Linked DNA regions of Homo sapiens: region 2 is linked to region 1. The links are chromatin loops, found by intact Hi-C in ENCODE. Cell type or tissue: dorsolateral prefrontal cortex. All regions are shown on one strand. Each heading gives the region's core, and the rest is flanking DNA. Links, peaks and the distances in the headings are about the cores only. Region 1 overlaps CRACR2A (calcium release activated channel regulator 2A). Region 2 overlaps PRMT8 (protein arginine methyltransferase 8).

Region 1 (10,279 bases), core at 1,154-9,153:
TTCCTGATTTGGAAGTGAGGTGCCCCTGGCCCAGGGCAGCCCTGACAGGCCCATTTCACCCTGCAGGCATTGATTACCGTGTGAAGACGTTGAATGTGGACAACTCTCAGGTGGCCCTGCAGCTGTGGGACACGGCTGGGCAGGAGAGGTGAGGAGCTGCCCGAAGTTCTGGGCTCCAGAGGGAAGGCCGTGCATGCCTGACCCGTGGCCCTTCTGTGGCAGGTACCGGTGCATCACCCAGCAGTTCTTCAGAAAGGCAGATGGTGTCATCGTCATGTACGATCTCACAGACAAGCAGTCGTTCCTGTCGGTCCGGCGGTGGCTGAGCAGCGTGGAGGTGAGCTGGCGACCTTCCTAGGAGCATTTAGGCTTGACTGTGGCTTCTTTTTTCTTCTCTGTCCATCTCCCACGTGGGCCTCTGCATTTTCAAAATCTGATTCGGAACTTGCCTTTTCCAGGAACAAACTGATGCAGGCATGTGTTCCTCTGTTCGTCTGGGTTCCCAGTACCAGGCCAGTTCCTGGGGACCCAGAAGTGAACAAGACAGACACAGTCCCTGCCCTCATGGAGAGAGGGACACTGAAAATCCAGATTATGCCAGTAGCTGTGTCATTGCTGGGCCATGATTGAGTGGGACTGGATTGGGGGAGGGGACACAGTGGAGTGTCAAGGAAGGGTCCTGGAGAAATCAGTGTTTGAGTCACAACCAGATTCTTCCCTCATTCTCACCAGCGTCTCTCCCCATCCCCTGAGTCTTTCCAGCTCCAGTAGGCCCAGCTATGCCCTGCCCGGGAGCCACACCATGCAATGTTTGGGGGCCTCTGTCACAGCTCTTCACACAAGGGGAGGTTGATCCAGAATGTGAGGGCTCCAGGCTCACCTCAAAATCAAGAGTCTTGGCAGGGCCCAAGAGCAACTGTGTTATCTTTGCATTCTGAATTATCTGGGAGACTCTATGTTTATGATTCCTACTTGCAGTATGTCGTTTTGTACATGCTTTTTTCATTAGTGTTTCCACCACCCCAGTGCAGGCTTCTCAAGGCCACTGCCAGTGTGGACAAGCTACAAATTGCTTTTTGCCAGGCCTCGGCTGATTCCTTCACAGAACAGCCAAGCAGGATGTCCCGCCCCTTCCACCAGCAGGATTCATGGTTTGTTCACGTATTTGTTCAAAACACCGGCAGGCACTATTCTAGAGCCTGGGAATCCTAGCAGTGAATAAAAGAGACAAAGCTCCTGCCCTCATGAAGCTTATGTTCAGCTCTCTGCTCCAAGCCCATAAAACCTTGCATATCCCATCACATATTTATCATGCTGCAACAAATTGCTTATTTACTGGCCTGTGTCTCCCACTGGACTCCGTGCTGCCTAAGAACAGAAGCTGCATCTTCGTTGCTATAACCTGGATGCTTTGCATGAGACCAACAACTCCTGGATGAATGAATGGATACCACATTGCTATGAAGGCAGACTCTTGGAGTTGTCCATTTCTTTGACCCTTTTGGCCCTAAGATCCATGATCCCTTTCACCCAAATCTGTTTCTCTGTAGTTTTGCATGTCTGGGTCACCCGTCTGTCTTTTGTTAATCTGCATCCTTCTGATTACCAAGAAAAATAAGGAACAAAATGGAAGCCAGATTCAAGGGTTTCTCAAGAATTTGCCTACTACCTGTTATTTCTCAAAATTACTGTGCCTGACGCACTTACAAATGAGAAAATGCAAGTTTTGAAATGTAGGTAGTAGATTGCCTGTACACCAAACTAATAATGGAAGCAAATGGTATGGGTGAATCCAGCAGTAATTCCTTTCTAAACTTTGGAGTTTACGACACGATCTTTCTCTTCTGTTCTTTTTTTTACTTTTGTTGTTGTTGTTGGCAGCACCAAGCAGATTTATCTTCTTTGCAGAAGTTAAGCACCAGGAGGGATGTTAGGGATTACCTAATCCAGGGGTTTCCAGACTCTCTTCCTTGGAGCCCTGGAATCAGACTGACATTCCCCAGAGATTGGGGAGCGGCAAGGGAAGGTTTAGTGGTCACGGATCCAGGTCCCTCATCCCCCATCTCCGTCAGAGCTGCCTTGCCTTTTTCAGCATATTGGAGGTCAGCTACAATTTTGTTAGACAAAAGAGTTTCCCTTTGAAAATCTCCCATCTAGTATGGCCATCTCATTCAAAAGTGAAGAAAGGGAAGGCCTAACTTCTCCAGGGTCACCTGTCCTTTTCACAGACATTTAGTTGTCCCCCAGTATCTAAATTTTGGTGTGTGCTAGGGCTAAGCCTCCAGGTGGTCTGGGATTAATGGGAATGGATGGTGACAAATTTGGGGAACTACGCTCTCTGCTGTCATTAGGGGGTGTCGTTTCTAAGGCTCCTGTTTTGCACAGAGCCTGGGATCTAGAAGAAGAGGTGGAACAGTTTGGTGGTGGAGGTGAAGACATCTCAGAAGACCATCATCACAGCTTGAAGCATCAGTTTAGTCATCCTCCAGAGACGTTGCTTTGTGGGACGGGGCTGAAATCATCAGCGGCGTGTGGCTGCTAAGAGGCCCACGGAAGCCTTGGTGTGTCTGTGGGCTCGGGAAGCCTGGCTGAGATGGCAAATCTATACATAGTTAAATCAGAATTGCTTATGTGTAAACAGGGCTTTTCTATATGATTTCTAGTTTGAGTTTTTCCTTTTTTTTAAGATATTAGCCAAAGGTACATTTAAGCTCTAATTGATTATTCTAAACCTGGGTGAACATCAGGATCACACGTGGAGCTTTTAAAGGGAACAGAGGCCAGGGGCCAGGGCCTTCTCTCCCAGAGTGGTTCAGAGCCTGCAAATAAAAAATAAAACGAACAGCTCCCCAGGGAATTTTGATTCTCAGCCACCACTGTTCCCGGCTAAACAAGCGCTCCTTGAACCCTAACATATATAGGACTCTCCTGGGGAACTTCTTAAAATGCAGTCTCTGCTTCAGCAGGTCGGGACTGGGGTCTGAGATTCTGTGTTTCTAGCAAGTTCTCATGTGAGGCTGATGCTGGTGGTCCAGGGATGACCCTGTGAGTAGAAGAGCTCTAAGTCATTTCCGAAGATGCCTGTGACCCCTCACCAAGGTTTTACTACACATCTGCGGCATGTCCAGCACACACTAGGAGCTCTGGGACTCAGTATGATAGACCAGGCAATGCGTTCAGTTCAGCAGCACAGAGTTTCAGAAACAAGTGCAGGAGGCTGTGTCAAATGGCAGAGTGTGTGTTGAAGGTGTGGAACGGTGGCATCATAAATGCAATTATTCTCTAGATTCTTGAAAAGCTAAGTCATTCTGCCTTGGCAACCAGCAATCAGAGGTGTCAGGTGATAGATTAAAACTTGACACCTAATTTGATCTGAGGGGAACTGAAAATAATAAGTACCTTATATTTGTGGAGCACCTTATTTTTCCAAAGAGCTCTGAGCACTTTACCAACTCCCTCGCCTGGAGAAGGGAGGGTGGAGGGGGAGCTTTAATAACAGTCTTCAAGGTTCTGAAGCCTTATTAGTAAGTGAATGGTGGCCAGCTGTTCACAGTCCCCCTTCCTCCCTCAACCTGAAAAGCATACAAGAAAAAAGGGCTTCAGTTGCTGTACATGCCTGCATGGGAAAGACTCTTGGAAGAGGTTGTGTGGGGTGGGAACAGATGCTCGGGGGAGGTAGTGGAGTTCCCTGAAAGGAAGTTCTTACTATCCCATCTTGATCACTTCCTGGCCATGAAACTTTGGCCAATCATTCAACAAGGCAGCAGACCAAATGCTCCCTCCTGGCCCCTAAATTTCTACAGTGTATGATGGCATTTGACTATCTCTCTGGGAGGCCAAGACGGAGCAGGAATGTGTGTGGATGAGGAGATTCTGGAGGGTCCTTCCAGCCCAGAGGGAACCAAAATCCTTTGGTGCAAGAGAGCACCAGCACTGCTTGATGAGATGGGAAGACTGTGGCCTTGCCCTTGTTCTGCTATTTCACCCAGTCTAGGCAACTTTACCTTGCCTGCAGGCCTTCTGCAGAAGAGGCCCAGCAGATGCCCTCTGTGCCGATTCTCCTGAGTGCCTTATAGGAAGTCACCGCAGGCAGTCTTTCGGCCAACTCGGCATTTCCAACCCACCCCCAATTTCTTATCTCAATTGGGTAGAATTGGTTTAACCATTCCAATCTGGAAAAGAAACTAGTCAGGCTCTAAGGCCCCACGTGTGGCCATGGGACAAACTGGACATCAGAAGACTCTGGGGCCTGTGTCGGGTAGAGAAAATAGAAATTAGAACGCCAGCCTGTACAAGCCTGTATGGGCTGGTATTTCCCCCAGAGCCGGATTGCTGGCCCCCAGTGTCTGCAGTCCTGGGATGCTGAGCTTCTTGTTTAGAGCCTCTTGTCGTTCTGATGGCACTAGATTCCTGGGCATGTGAGTCGAGGAAGTGAAATAGAATTGGCGGAGTTAAGCCGAATAGACCAGTGTTTCCGAGCTGGAAAAAAACGTGGAGATTAATCTAATGCAACCTCTTGTTTTATAAGTAAGAAAAACTATGATCCAAAAAGAGGAAGTGACTTTCCCAAAGGCGCCCACACTTGTCAGCAGCACCACCCGATCTAGAAGCGAGGGCTTTGCCACACTGCACTGCTTCTCTCTTGTCCTGTGGTCCATGGCTGAAATCTGCTCCTGAAAAGCAGGTGTTCATTTACTTTTCAGTCCTTCTTGCTTCTCTCTCAAAGCAGAACAGTTCTTCAGCTCAAGGGGTCCTGGCCCACTTCCCTCTCCCTTCCTGGGCTGCTAGCTAAACCTCATTCTGCGATCTTTGTCATTGGTGACAATGTACAGCATGGTGCAAAAAATAGCAGTTTGATTTTTTTTTCTCCACGTTCCAAGTTGAGCTTGAAGTGCTGGCAGTTTAAAATGAACCACACAAATAAATCTTGTTTTGACTCATAGTCCAGGGGATGGATAAATATGGAAACCCCCAAGATATAATTTTGCAGGCATTTTTTTTCTTAGCATAACTGCATGCTTTAATGTGCTGAAAAAATTTTTGCTCTAGCTCCAGAGAAATAGCAGCACTATCCCAGCTAAGTGCTTTTTCATGCCTCCTAGCAAATAGATATTAAAACGCACGCACACACACACACACACATGCACATAGGCAACAACCAACCAAACCCAGCAGCTGCACATTCTGAGCTGAATGCCAATCCACTGCTCCAAGTTGACAGCTCTTGTTATTTAAAGTCAGAGATGGGTGATCTTTTGAATTTCAACAAGTCTGTCTTCCAACAAGCTCAAGTTCACAGAAAGGCAGCTGAAATAACTGAAGGTGGAGGGAAGGCTCTCTGTTAGAGGGTCATAGAACAGAACCTGGCTTTGGAACAGAGAGACACAGAAAAGAGGAGAGACTCAGATGAGTCACATGGAGAGATGGTGACAGAGCTAGGGCAGAACCCACATCTCCTAAAGAGAGATTGTGTGCCTGATGAAGGAGCTAAGATGACTTCACTCCAACCTGTCATGCTGATGGGATTTTTACCAACATCTCTCACAGTCTCAAGACAACAGAGTTTGAGTAGACCTGAGACCTGTTCACCAAAGCCCTAGGGGCTTGAAGGAGGTGTTGCTTCATCTAGGAGGTAATTTTGAACATCTTGTGCTGAGTGGTATGCAGGCTGAAAACCTAGTTAGGTATGAGAAAGGTGTAAAGTTTAGACAGATAGTTCCAGACTTTTGGGGTCAAAGTCAGAGAGGACCATGAGACACCTACCCCAATACCAGCTCCTCTCCCTGCCCCTGTGCCAGAGACTGATGACCTTGGGCCAGGGTGATGGTGACTGACTGTGATAGTTAGCACACTCCCTGGTCTTATGGGTATTCTCATTTATTTTTGCCAAATATTTGGAGATGAGTCTGTTTCTCCTTTATCGGTGGCAGGCCAGGGTCCCTGCAGGGAAGCCAGTTGTCCAGAGTGGCTGTGTAAGAGAGGAACAATACAAAGAACAGAAACCGCAGCTCCTGCTGAGTGCTTTGCTTTTAAATTTTTTTTTTCTGCTCCTTCTAAGCTCCTTTATTTTTATATCCAGGAATTGCTTTGGTTTTTTTTTTTTTTTTTTTTTTTTTTTTTTTTTGACAGAGTCTCTCTCTGTCACTGAGGCTGGAGTGCAGTGGCACAATCTTGGCTCACTGCAAGCTCCGCCTCCCAGGTTGAAGCAATTCTCTGCCTCAGCCTCCCAAGTAGCTGGGACTACAGGTGCCCACCACCACACCTGGCTAAATTTTGTATTTTTAGTAGAGACAGGGTTTCACCATCTTGGCCAGGCTGGTCTTGAACTCCTGACCTCATGATCCACCCACCTCGGCCTCCCAAAAAAAAAAAAAAAGAAGAAACCTGCCCTTTCTTTTCCCAGGACGCAAGAGGCACCATTGCTGTTTATGGTGCATAGGACCCAGATGTTGGGCTTATGACCCATTCCCTACCCCATCCTATTGGGTCATTCAGTATCCATCATCCCCTCTGCAAGCGAGGAAACAGAAGCCAGTGCCCATTCCAAATAATACCAAAACCTGGGGTAGAATTCTGCCCTGGGATTTCAAGTCTGATGCTCATATTTTCAGAGTTTCCATGTCAAGAAATCCCACAAGCCTTAATCATTCCTCACACATAAATCTACAAATATCTCTCTCCCATGTGCTCTAAACAGCAAGCCGCTTGGCCCATTTCCCTGCTTCCTCCTCCTTTCTTCCCTTTCCGTGAAAAGCTCTTCGCACAAGTATCCCGTGGCACAGCACGGTCAGAGGAGGGGGTGTTCCCATTAGTGAACGCTCTAGCTAATAGGGGGCCACAGGGTTCCATATATGCCATCAGTGGCTTTCTCACTTTCAAGTAGTTGGAATATGTACAATCCACTTAGGACATCAACTGCAGTGTCCAGAATTTAATCTATTTTTGATGGGTCAGAAGACACTGTAAGATCTTGTAGCGCCTTTGAGTCATCATTGCAAACACAAGTTACCATCTGACCAATAGATACCATTTTTAGAGGGTTCCAGTTAATAAGATACTAAGTAGCAGAGACTTGATTGGAAATAAGAATCTAGAGGAAAAGGTTGGAGAAGTGAGGACCCATATACTAAAGAGTTCTCATAATTCAGTGCTTATGGTGTTGAATGTTCTTTTTGATTCTCTGAGCCTTAACTTTCTCATTTGTTAAATAAGAATTTTTTTCCCCTATTAAATGGCAGTAAAAACGAATGCACAGATTAAGGAAACATTGAGGCTTAATTTCAAACATAATAGCATTTAAATTTAAAATTGGTATATCTGTAAGATGGACTTTGGACATTTATTTGAAATGCTCAAGTAAAACAGCTAAAGTATTGGCAAAACTGTAACTGCTTATTAGCTTCTGTTATCCCACAGGTCCCTCTATTTAGTAAAACATTTAGCTACAATGAATAACTATTTGTTACTAAATTATGATTAAAAGCCCCTAATTAAATATTTAAGTAAAAATAACAACCTTCTTCAATGTGCACATTACCACATTTACTCACTGAATGGCAGTCGGTGGTCCCGGGCCCTTTGGGCGCCCTCAGGAGAGACACACACGGTGCCCCTTTCACCAGGGAGGAGGTGGAGACCCGGGAAGCAGGCCCCTGGCTGGTAAGCCACAGCCATTGGGGAAGTAAACAATGTGATACCTTGAATAAACCTGTGACTTCTGGCCCAAGCAGTGCAGCTGCTATGGCCACAGTGTTCCTTCTTACACAGGGCTTTCTTCAGAGCCAAAGCGCCCAGTGACAGGGGTCTGTGGTGCCAGCCTCCAGCAAGGCACATGGCAGTCATTTATGGAGCCTTGTGGGCGCAAGACCATGAGGCAGATTTGGATCCAACCCTCAGAAGCTTATGTGCAATCAGGAGGCCTCTAGTGATGCAGTTTCTAATCAAAGCAGCCTCCAGAACAACTCCAAACCATGGGGCATTCATGGCCTTGGTCCATCGGACTAAGCCTGGCCAATTAGGCACGCCCTCAGGGTGCTGTAAGCTCTGGAAGGAGGCATGCAGCCTGTTGGCATCAACTGTCCCCTCATCCAGCACACCTTGGGGGGCCTGCTGTTCCATCTAAGATCCAAGGAGCATCGTGAAGGGGGAGCGGTCATTGCACACACAGGGACTAGGAGACACCACAGGCAGGCCTCAGGCACCTTGCAAAAGCATGATAAACTGAGGCTCTTGGAGAAGGCGGCTGTTTTCTGCTTTCAGGATGACTCTGTTACGGCCTCACCTTTTATGGCAGCAGGGGATTCTCAAGCGAGGTCCCATCTGTCCAGCCGGCATTGTTAGCCTGCCCTCTGGGCAATCCTATGACACCCCTCTCAGTTGAAAACATTTTCTGTTCTGCAGGAAGCTGTGGGAGACCGGGTGCCTGTTCTTCTGCTGGGTAATAAGCTTGACAACGAGAAGGAGCGGGAAGTCCCCCGGGGCCTCGGAGAGCAGCTTGCCACGGTAAAGAGCAAGCATTTCCATCTCTCTGGACAGAGTGTGACCCCGAGGGAAGTTGGGCAAGTGCCCAAGAGCCTTGGTGGGGACTTTCTCTGGAAGTGCCATGGGAAGGAAGCAACTGGAAAACATGGGTGTCTTGGTATCCTGGGAATGGCTCAGCTCCTGTGCATGTAGAACTTTGCATAGAAAGCCACAGGTTGCAAGATGGAGTTGGTTAGGGACCACTAGGGCATGGGGAATTATCCTAAAGTCCCTTCCTTGTAACTCAGAAGTATACATTCTAAGATAGCAATAGTTTACTTATTTCAATCCCCCTCCAATCTGCATTTCCACTTGATCACCCCCAGGGATGAAAAACTCACTCTCTGCAAAGCAGTGTATTCTTCTGCAGACCACTGTGTTAGAGAGTTCATCCTTTTTGTCAGGATTGAGCCTCAAAGTCATGAACTCAAGATAAACTCAGGAGACACACTGGAAAACCTACCATTAAAAAGCATGGAGCCCCTTGCTCAAAAATGGAATCAATGGGGCTTAATGGAAATCAGGCAACAAAATGTGGTTCCTTGGCTTCTTTTACTGCCTCAGAGTTTGTTTTCATGGAACTGTGTGTCTGGGAGGTTGGGGTGCTTACCAGCCCCATGATTCTGTAATTCTTTGCATGCTCATCCTAAACAGCGTTTCATGAGTTCAGAGCCTGGGAGAACGAGCACAGATGGTAAGACTCAAGGAAAAAGGAGGAGGAAGGGCCTGGCAGGTATCTACATGGAGGGTCACTAGACAGTTACATGTCCACAATTCCGAAATCCAAAAAGCTCTGAAAACAGAAAGGGTTGTTTTGTATTTTATCTGGCAGAAAAATCTGACCAGAAATGACACGAGGCTATTCATGGTTGTAACCTCACTTTGAGTGAATAGTCAAAGGTTTCACTGAAGAAATAGTAATATATTTGATTATAGAGTGCTGTCTGAAATCCACTGAGGGTATTATATAATATATGGTATATACATGTATTACCTTTCTAAGATTCAGAAAATTCTGGATTTCAAAATATACCTGGACCCAAAGATTCTATCCATTCTCTTTTCTTTTCTTTTTTTTTTTTGTTAGTGAAAAAAAAACTAAGACTCGGGAGTTAAGTGATACATTCGTATTATCACAGCTCACCCGAGGTGGGGTCAGAACTCAAAGCAGGAAGGCAAATCATGTCTTCCAGTTCTAAGTCCTATGTCCTTCTCTCCCCTCCCCACTATTCCCACCCCATGGAACTTCTACTCTTTGACAGACTGACCCAAGAGATTGCAGATCTGAGAGAAATGCAGACAAGGAGAAATAGAGCCCATGGGGCTGGGTGAAAAGGGCAGAGGGTCGAGCTGGCCTGTGGGTGTAGATGGGGAAAGCTGCACTGGGAGCATGGCAGAGCCTCCTGAGCTACAGCCACAGAACTGTCCTCACTCAACTGGCCTGCATCCCCTCAGGGCATCAGCCTCCAAGAACAGGCCATCTAAAAGCCAGGGCCCTGTGCCATCAGCATTGTCATAATGACACCAGTAATCTATTAATGGGAGTGATCAATGGAATATGATGAGCCTTAACCAAGGGCTCCCGCACCATGCAGGCAGCACAACCTCATCCTAATGAGCTGACGGCCAGTCTGGTGCACCAGTGCTGACAGCCAGGGCAGCTAGAGTATTAATTAACTGGTGCGAAAGAGAATTCCTACCGGAGTGCCTCATGACACCTGTCCCCAAGGCCTATGGAATGCCACTGTCTTGGGAAAAG
Region 2 (10,279 bases), core at 817-8,816, 88 kb after region 1:
TAAAAAAAGGAGTATTATCTAGTAGTCAGTCCTCTAGGGCTGGGAATCCAGGCTCCTGGGTCCTATCCTGGCTCTAGTAAAATTAAAAATAGATACTAGGAGGCAGATAGCGAACTGGCTGAAAGTACAAACCCTGGAGCCACAGTGCCTGACTCTGAAACCCAGCGCTTGTTGGCTGTGTGACCTTGGGAAATAATTTGTCATCACTGTGCCTCAGCTTTTCCTCCTCTATAGAACACAAATCATAATAAAACCTACCTGAAAAATTTGTCCAAAAGTTTGGAGGAGTTGATATATGGAAAGACTTTAGAACAGGCTGGCACATAGTAAGTGCTTATGATTATTACATACATCATGTCCTTGTTCTATGTCTCGATTTTCTTGTCTGTGAGCTGGGTCAGCTCAGACTTACTGTCTCCTTTCTAGCAAGAGAAACAGGGGAATCCTAGGACACAGCAAGATCAAGAAAGCCAAGTTATTTCAACCCCTCCGTGGAATCACTCCGCGCAGTCCCAAGACTGTTCTGTGTCCAGGGCTGCAGGGGAGTGAGCTGGGGGCAGTGGGATGGTCCCATCTTCCCAGTGTACCTAGGCTACCGCCCTTGGGAAATAAGCAGACTTCCCAGTTTAGCAACATCAGATTTCACGTCGGTGAGATCCCGGGCGGGCTGGCAAAGGCGAGTGGGGCTGCCTCATTAGAATGCAGCAGGTGTGCCCACTCTCAGCTTGGGATGTTGGTCACGGTCTCTGGGAGGCTAAAAATAGACTGTGTCAAGTGCACACTCCTGTGCAGGCTGCAGAATCACCTCTAAAGCTGAAGAAGGCTCCGTGCATGAAGCTGACCCCAATATCGACTCCATTTAAATATGTGAAGGAGAGGAAAAAGTCGGAGCTGGTCTGGGCATTGTGCATGGTCAAGGTCACAGGGGCCTCCAGCACCCCTTAGCTGTCACTCCACTCTGGTTCCAAGGCTCTCTTTTCCATGTGCTTCCTGGGACTCCACAGGCTAAGACTCCCCGGAGGCTGGGAGTGGGTGGGAAACGGCAGTGGCCTGTGATCCCTGAACATTCAGCGACATGGGGTGTTGCTTTTAATTCCACAACTGCCTACTGCACAGATCTCCAACAGCAAGGCAGCGTGCAGGTCCTGTGGAAGAAATAGACGTGTGGGAACTGTGCCCTCCCAGGACCCTGTTTTCTAGATTCTAAGACCCTTATTGTCTCTGATAGATGCTGGAATAAGGTTTGTTCTACAAGAGAAGTTCAAGCAAATTGTTCTGGAGGTTCACAGGAAAGAGAATTCACTTTAATGCAGAGAGTCAGGAAGCCCTGGGATAGCAGGAGGTGGGGTGAGGTGGGAGCTTTTTGAACGGATTTTGGCAGGTGGAGGAAGAGACGGCTTGAGCAACCAAAAGGCGGGAGAGCAGTGAGTTTGTTTGGGAGCAGCTTGGCTGAGACAGTGAGAGATTCAGTTGAAAGGAAATTATGGCCAGGCTAAGAGGTCGTAATTAAATACAAAAGACAACGGGGAGCTATTGCCGGTTTGTAACCAGGGAAGCAGTGACTTCTGTGTTTGGGCTCCTCTTTAGGAAGATAGATGTGGTAGCAGCACACAGGAGGGGCCAAGGAAAAGAAGGGAATGGAAGAGAGGCAAAGTATGAACTTTGGAGGCTATGTTCAAAGTCCAGTCAAGAAATAATGAGAGCCTGAACTACTGGGGTGTCCGAGGGGCTGCCTGCCAGAGAAAGTGCAGAAATAGACTCTACAGGCTTTGGCAACTGACAAAATGTAGGGGAAGAGAGAGGAGCTGGAATCAAAGATGACTTCAACATTTCAAGCCTGGGTGACTAGGGAAATGGTGGTGACATTAACAAAAATAAGCCAGTCAGCAGGCAGAGCAGGTTGGGGTGGGGGGAAATAATGAATTTCAATTTGGATATGCAGAGTTTGAAATGTCATTGAGTCATATAAGAGAAGATGTCTAGCAAGAAGACATTAATGCAGTTCCAGACAATAAATATCATAAACAAAATTAAAAGGCAAATGATAAACCGAGAAGTACGTTTTAACATATGTGGCAGACAAAGGTTAATGCCCTTAATACGTAGAGAGCTCTTACAAGCCAATACAAAAATAGATGAACACCCACAATGTAATATTGGGGAAAGGATTGGATAATCTGTCCACATGAGGCAAGTACATGTGAAATACAAATGGCAGGTTGATGTGCAACAAAAATGTTTAACCTCATTAGAAATCAGGTAAATTCAAATTCAAATAGAAAACTTACAGCTTTTAAATACCAGATAAGCTCTTCTCCCACCAAAACAACCACAGCTCTGCATATGTAAGAGTTGCAGAGAGATAGGTCCTTTCACACATTTCTAGTGGGAATGAAAATAGGTCAAGACTTTTAGAAAGGCCGTTTGGTAAAATGTACTTGAAGTGTTAAAGAGCACAAATCCGTTAACCCAGCAATTGAAGTTCTGTGGACTTTACCATAAGAAGAGAATCATGGATCATCATAATGATGTAGCTGTTGAGAATTTCATGACAATGCTGTCCTTAGTGACAAAAGGTAGGAGTCAACTGAAATGTTCCACAAAGTGAGACATTAAACTGTGGTGTAGCCACACAATAGAACACTATGCGGCCATTAAAGGTATTATGGGAAGAGTGTTTGATTACACAAAAATATGATCATGACAGATTGTTCCACCACTTCCAGGCTGCCCTTCCTCCAAGGATGTGTGGCCCGAGCATTGCACTCCGGTGTCCAAGCAAGGGCTCCGAAACAAAGTCAACCTCCATCCAGCCTGGCTGGGGCCCTCCACACCTCAGCCACCAGGGAGGACCCTGCTCAGGAAGCTGTGCAGATCACCTCACCTCTAGGGCTGAAGAAGGCTGTGTGCATGAAGCTGACCCCAGTATTGACTCCATTTAAATATATTAAGGAGAGGAAAAAGTCCTAGCTGGCCTGGGCATTGTGCACGGTCAAGGTCACAGGGGCCTCCAGCACCCATAAGCTGTCATTCAACTCTGATTCCAAGGTTCTCTTTTCCATGGGGCTCCCTGAGACTCTCCCCAACAGCCAGCTTATGAAGTGTCTGCCGTGTGCCATGCAGGAGGCAAAAGGATGCATGGATTTGGGGGCATTCATTTCAATAGCCACAGGTCATGGGGACAAATAAATGACTGGCCCAGACCCTGGTCTGCAGCCTGGCACTCTGCCCATTGGCTGACAGGCATACCCTCTCCCTGAAGGCTGGGAGTGGGTGGGAAGCAGCCGTGGCCTGTGATCCCTGAACATTCAGCTACATGGGGTGATGCTTTTAAATTCTACAACTACCTGCTGAACTTCTACAACAGCAAGGCACTGTGCCAGCCCTGTGAAAGAAACAAGAGACATATGGGTATTCTATGGATCCTATGCAGGCAAATTGGAACACTTATAGGAATCCAGATGCATCTCCAAGAGATATACATGATTGTTCAGCCACAACTGAAGGCTCTTGAGACTTGAGGAGCACAGGGGATAGGTCTTGGGGGATGACAGTGGTCTCCTCTGTAAAGTCAGAAGGCTCAACTCCTCCCTAAGCCACACCAGGCAAGCAGAGTCTCTGAGTGAAGGTGACTTTCAAACTCCAATCTTGTATACATAGTCTGAGAAGTCAGCAAAAGGATTTGGAATCACACTCGGATGGGCAGCTGGACTCTCAACATCAGCGTCTTGGTCTGCTCATGGCTGCAGCTTTCTCACCTCCAATTTGCTCCCTGTGCCCAAGTCCCTCCCCACTGGACATTCCAGTGCCCCCAGTCCCTTCCAGGGTTCCTGTGCCCACATCACCCTGGAGGTCTGGCCCTGCCTGCTCTGCCCTGGAGTCGGTTCTGGTACCTGTTTCTGCACCATCGCCTCCAGCCTTGTCCTGTTGGGTTCTTGGGCCCCAGGGCAGAGAAAGCACCCTGCCTTGCTCTTTCCCCACCTCCGTCCAAAGGCCCAGGCCCAGGGCCCTGTTACTTGCTGGAGGTCTCCCGATGTTGTCTGCCTCCCTGATATGGTGAGAATCACCCTCCACTGTCAATACTTGTGATTTGCCTTCGACTCACCACGCCAGCGGCTGATCAGGACTCCCCCAACACAGTGTTCCGCCCCCAGACTGGCCTTACCCAGGGCAGCTTCAGCACAGTTTTTCTCCCTAATAAATAAAGTGCGATTGTCTTAGTCTACCCACTCTACTGGGGTGAACAGGCCTCGGGCCCACTAAATGCAGAGATGAAAGGTTATGGACGCAGCAGAGCTGGAGACAGGAGGAAGCTGGCTTCCTGAAGAAGGGGCATGTGAGCTTGTGAGCTCGTCCTTGAAGGGTGGGTCGGATTTCCACAAGCAGGGGTGGGGATTTGGGGGAGCATGTTTGACCTAACCCACATCCCTTGAAAATGCAGGTAGATGGCAGAGGATGATGATGGTGATGAGACCTAACATTGACTAAGGGCCCACTGCGCCCCAGGCGCTGCGCCAAGCACTTTATAGATAGACACCATCTCGTGAAATCCTCATAGTAACTGACATTTACAGATGAGGAAACTAAAGCTCACAAAGTCCAGTCATTTGCCAGGGCCCAGAGATAGCAAGCAGCACAGCCAAGATGTCAACCAGTATCTGTTTTATGCCAAAACCTGTGCTCTTGAAACTGATGCCATGGTTAGCTCAGTTCGGCCCAACCAAGCTTAACTGAGCTACTGCCAGGAGCCAGGCCCTGTGCTCAGAAAAGGGTAACACAGCTGGCCCAGGCAGGAAGCCCAGTGTTGAGGGCAGAAAGAGAGTCAACAGGCAATAACTAGACAGAGGAGAGCGCTTCAGTGGAGGTAGGCACAGGCAGGCACCTCTCCAAGGTGACAGAGTTTAAAGAGAGCAGACAATAGGTGTCAGGGTGCAGATGGAGAGACTGAGGCCCACAGAAGGAAAGGAATTTGTTTAGGCTCACCTAGGGGAATCTAGGTCCGGAGGTGGATCTGGAACTGGAACCTCCAAGAGAATAGGAAAGAGGTGGTAGAGGAGAGGAAAAAGAAGCTTTAAGGAAGGAGAGTGAAGGTGCTGGACATCTGAAGGGGGAAGGCAGCCTGCAGAGGGGAGAGGGAAGCCAGCACTCTCTGCACCAGGCAGCCAAAGTGAACCTAAGCCCTTTGGGCTATAAATGGCTCCTGCTGGCACCAGCCCAAGCTTTAAAATGATTTCCCTGAGAACAAGAGGCTCCACTAGAGGAGCCAAATCCTGCTCTGTTCTCCAAATGTCAAGAGAGCTTTTTCTAACCTGAGTCGTCTGTCCTCAGCAGCCGCCTGCCTGGCCTGGAGGGCCCACGGAGGGAAGAAAGAGGATCGCAGTGGGAGGGGACAGAGTAGGGGTGGCAGGAGGCTTCCAGCCTGGGCCTCACCCCACTCTTTTGCCCACCGCCTTCACCTTCTTCCCTCCTTGCCCACCTTCGTGCCAGCCCCTCTGCCCAGTGTCGCCCTTAGACACTCACCACACCTCTCTTCAACCTGTGTTTACTCACCAGGCTGTGATCTAAGCTGTGGCTCCCGTTCTGCATAATTACACAAAGGGTTAGCTCTTCCAGAACCATCTGCCTGCCTTTAGATAGGGACCAGAGGTTTGCAGAAAAAAAGAACATTCTTATGTGAAATGTCAGGCAGCAGCAAGACAAGCAAGGGCTCTGCTGGGCATTGGGACCTCTCCTATCACCTAAGAAAGCAAAAGTACAGCTTTATTGCCTGCCTTTGGCCAAGACAGCCCTACATGCACCCTCTCTCTACTCTCCTGCACCCCTGTCTTATCATCGGGGCTGGCAGATGAAGTCAGCCCCCTCAGAGGGGTGTACTGTGCTAGGGTAGGTAGCTCTAGCTTGCTGCTTCTTACCCTCGGGGCTGGAAGCCCAGAGTCTGGGGGCAAAGGGGAGGAGGGTCAGGGTTGTCCAGGCTTCCCTGGGCCACATTAGAAGAAGAAGAATGGTCTTGGGCCACCCATAAAATACACTAACGATTGCTGATGAGCTAAAAAATAAAAATCCAAACAAAATCTCATAGTATTTTAAGAAAGTCTGTGGATTTGTGTTGGGCCACATTCAAAGCCATCCTGGGCGGTGTGCAGGCTGCAGGTTGGACAAGCTTGATCTAGGTGTTGCCAGTCCTGCGAGACGGTGTTGTCTTCTGCATGTGGCCTCCCGGGCTCCCCAGCTTGCTCTGGTTTATTCTTCAGTCGTCTGCCTCATGCCCTTCACAAGACTTGGCTTCGTAGGCACAGACGCTCTCCAGATCTGCCTTTTCCAGGCCTGGATGTTGGGGGCAAGCCACTGATGCCTGTCACAGAGGGTCGGCTGTCCCCCATTTGGAACCCCCTGTTTTATAGAATCTCTGACTCTAACTCTGGGATCTTGGCAGAGCCCATCCCTACATAGGGTTTTCTTACCTTAGAGTCAAGCCTTCTCAAGGCTGTGTTTCCTGGAAACCCCTTCTCTTAGCTCCTGCTGCCCACTGCTCTCAGTCTCCACCCTCCCACTCTGGGAGGCCTCCCAGGACCCTCGGCTGAGCCAGGGCTTGCAGAGGGGTCTACGGCAGTGGTTCTTGAAGTGTGGTCTCCAGACCACCAGCATCACCTGGGGACTGGTAAGAAATGCAGATTCCCAGGCCTTGAAGGACAGAAACCAATGAATCAGAAATTTTGGGACGGGTCCCAGCAGGTGATTCTGATACACCATAAAGTTTGAAAACCACTGGTCTAGAGTAACATTTTCCCACATTGTATACTGTATAATTGGTACTCCTAGAAAAAGGTTCCATGGCAAGTAGGTTTGGGCAGATAAGCTAAAGAGAGAGCTCTTTTTTTTTTTTTTTTTTTTTTTTTTTTTTGAGACGGAGTCTTACTCTGTCGCCCAGGCTGGAGTGCAGTGGCGTGATCTCAGCTCACTGCAAGCTCTGCCTCCCGGGTTCATGCCAGTCTCCTGCCTTAGCCTCCCAAGTAGCTGGGACTACAGGCACCCGCCACCATGCCAGGCTAATTTTTTTGTATTTTTAGTAGAGACGGGGTTTCACCATGTTGGCCAGGCTGGTCTCGAACTCCTGACCTCAGGTGATCCACCTGCCTCGGCCTCCCAAAGCGCTGGGATTACATAAAGAGAATTCTTAATTGCAATACTTTTAAGCCTTTAAAATGCTAAAATAAATGATTTTATTATAGTATATGTATTAAATATATTATATAAATATTATATAATATAAATTTCTAAGAGGAATTAGGGCATCTACTACTATCACATTTATGGCTGTGACACACTTTTTCCTGAGATCTATAAACATCTCTAGAAATTAACGTTCTGAAAGAAACAACCTGGGCTCCGACTTCAAACAGTGTTTCTGTTTTATAATCCATGTCGGCCGTCGCTGGTGGATCTCCAGCCCACCGCAGACCAATGAAATCAGGGTGGGACTGAGACCCAACACTGGGCATGTTAACAGGCTCTCCAGCTGGTGCCTAGGAACCCTGTCCTGACAGTGCCGAGGACAGCTTCAGGCCTTCTCTCTTCCTCGCTGAAGCCCTGAGCTCTGCCATAGCTCTCAGATGGCAGCCTGGTGCTGCCATCTCAGAGCCAACCAAGATTCCCAGAGCCGGGCCAAGGACATCTGGAAGAGAGGCACCCAAGGCCACAGAGAGCACTTTAGCTCTGAGAGTAGAGGGGCTGGGATTGGGTGTGGGCGCCGCCACCTTCAGGCTTCGTGACCTTGGGCCGGTCACTGGTAGGGACTCGCTGTCCTGACCAGGGTCACTGAGACGCTTGACGCGAAGGCCGCCCTCAGCAGCTGCATGCTGTGCACAGGCGCCTCCTGCCAGCCCTGGCTGTCTCTTGGTGGTACAACAACAATGTCTGCTTCAAATCAAAATGGCATTGCACCCACACAGCACTCCCTCTGTCTCCTGGATCCGTAAGTGCTGAGAGGGAATCTATTGGATTTGTTGGGCCTGACCTATTTTTTAAATAAACTGGGGCTGTTTTCCACTATTAGTCACTTGTCTCCCAAGCCTCCACATATTAAATTCGCTTCTTATATCCTCAGATATTTTGGCTGCAAGAGATGTCAAGTTAATTGGATGCTTGGCTCTTCCTCATTAATGGGCTTAAAAGCAGACTTCCCTATGCATTCCCCTCCTCTTCCTCCCTCTTCCCTCCCCAAGGCAAGGGAGCCTCCTCCCCTCCTTTGACTTGAAGGGGGTTACGGAGCCCTGGCTTCCCTCTCCACTCTCTTTTATGGGCAGATGTGTAGAAACACACAGCCAGTGTCCTCTCTTACCCTCACCTTGCCTGGAGTTAGACTACACTTTTAGTTCCAGATTTGGGTCAAATCATCCCTGTGGGACCTATGCTATGTTCATGACTCTCTTTACCCCAGGCTGGAGTCCTCAGAGGAGTTTTCCCTGTACCCGCTTCGTAGGCACACAGCCAGAAACAGCACCGGTGGGTTCTGGACTTGCTTCTCTCCTTCCCTGTTCATGTCACTGTGCAAAGGCCATTGAGCCTTCCCTATCCTCGGTTTCCTCTTCTCCAAATGGCAATGATTTTCTGTCCCGCCTCTTTTGTGGGGCTATGGTGATGACTGGAAGACGCTGAGCGTGTAAATATTCAGAGGAAATTCGAGCGTGTGGTACAGGAGTACCAGGCTTCCCGCTCTCGCCGTATGACTCTGTGCCAGGGTGCTATCTTTAGATGCTCTCTGGGCCTTTCGTGGCACAGGACACAGTGGCTTTGGCTGCCCGTAGAGCCCTGTTCTGCTGGCTGCTTGGCCCTGGCCCCTCCCTTACACATTGTGCACTCTCAAGCCTTTGGTTCTGCCCTTCGTCCTCTGAGCTTTCTGGGCATTATGGGATTGATATCTTTAGGAAGGTAGCCATCATTGAAAATCAGTCATTTTCTCCAGCCGCTGATGCTTGGGTCTCTCCTGCTCCTATTTTGACCTCCTATGGCATCTGCTTATCTGAAACTATGGGCTATGTTCCTATTTATTTTGCTGGCAAATTGTCTCCTGAAGATTATCTCACAATTGTAGGTGTTACTTCTACAACAAGAAGTAAATTCTTTCAGACTAGTAACCAGATTTTATATGTCTGTGTTTCCCTCTTAATACTTAGTATAAAGCTAGATAAGAAAGATGTGATAATGGTACACTTACACTTCAACTGGGTGAATGTTGCCCTTCATAAATTTATTATTATAGTCGAGTGAAGGAGGCCCTTTCCCACCATGTGATCAGAGAGCATTCACTTCCCTTGAGAGGGCAGAGAGGTGGCAGAAGAAAAGCAAAATTGGGAATAATAATCATCAGAATCTCAATAATACTCAATACTCTTTGGAGGGTTCAGTGGTACTCAAAATGTCTTTACCAAGAAGTGTCTTATCTCCTGGGAGATAAGGAGATTTCTAGGAGAAGAACATATCTTGCAAACATAGAATGCATTTATTAAGCATCCATAATTCCACACACTACAAGTGGCTTCAAATACAGATCTAAGTGTATTTGTTAGACATTTTCCAACCATCTCTTTGCACCCGTGTAGTACAAGCCCTCTCTGCAGGTAATGATGCCATGGTTCAGAGACGCTGACTGACTGATTCAGCCCATAGAGCATAACTGGTGAGGATCCAGGAGCTGACTCCTCATAGATTCTCAGGCTCCATCATCTGGCCATTGAGCTGAAGGTGGAGAAAAATGAACTACAAAATCATGTTATAAGAGAGAAAGAAAATCACAAGTTGCTGGCCAAAATCATAGCCATACCAACTTAATCTAGATTCTCACCTGGTTTCCATAGACTCTTTCTAGACATCTTCCACCTAATTCTAGCAAACCCATCTACTCCAAATGATTATATTTCCACTCATATTTTTAGAAGAAGTGACTGACTTCTTTAACCAGAAATTCCAATGTACACACTCACTGAAAATACTGGCATTCTGGCTAGAGAGGGAATAACGTCAGCCACTGGGTAATATGCGGGTCTGCTCCAAAGGTGGCCTCATATTAGCCAATACAGATTCCAAGAAACTGGATTTTTTAAAGCACTCCCAAGCAACCCAACAATGAGTTAAAAAAACAGATAAAAGATAAGAAATAATAGGTTTTGAGATATTGAACATTAGGCAATAGAAAACCATGATCCCTGAGAGATGACAAATAAATGAGGTAAACCCTAAGATTACCCCAGCTTACTGCCTAGAAGGATTATCCAGCCTACCA

Evidence for each region. Hi-C counts contacts between places; a loop is a spot of excess contacts. Peaks named below come from ENCODE experiments on the same cell type or tissue, not always from the same donor. Only the 100,000 strongest peaks of a DNase experiment are listed, where the experiment ranks them.
Region 2: a loop joins it to region 1, with 4 times the contacts of the local background. A loop is called at or near these places in 3 of 110 quality-filtered maps.

The regions. Positions count from the first base shown.
Region 1 is chr12:3,617,494-3,627,772 of GRCh38, reverse strand. CRACR2A (calcium release activated channel regulator 2A) reads left to right here. Exons shown (of 20, transcript NM_001144958.2): 16 at 67-148; 17 at 223-337; 18 at 8,401-8,502. Among named protein-coding and RNA genes, the nearest start is that of THCAT155, 130 kb to the right of the region's middle. In dorsolateral prefrontal cortex, for the core only: no CTCF peak of the experiment used is centred there; a DNase peak (open chromatin) is centred at 4,612; H3K27ac peaks cover 3,769 bases.
Region 2 is chr12:3,529,234-3,539,512 of GRCh38, reverse strand. The region is part of intron 1 of PRMT8 (protein arginine methyltransferase 8); the gene reads right to left. Among named protein-coding and RNA genes, the nearest start is that of THCAT155, 42 kb to the right of the region's middle. In dorsolateral prefrontal cortex, for the core only: no CTCF peak of the experiment used is centred there; a DNase peak (open chromatin) is centred at 5,212; H3K27ac peaks cover 747 bases.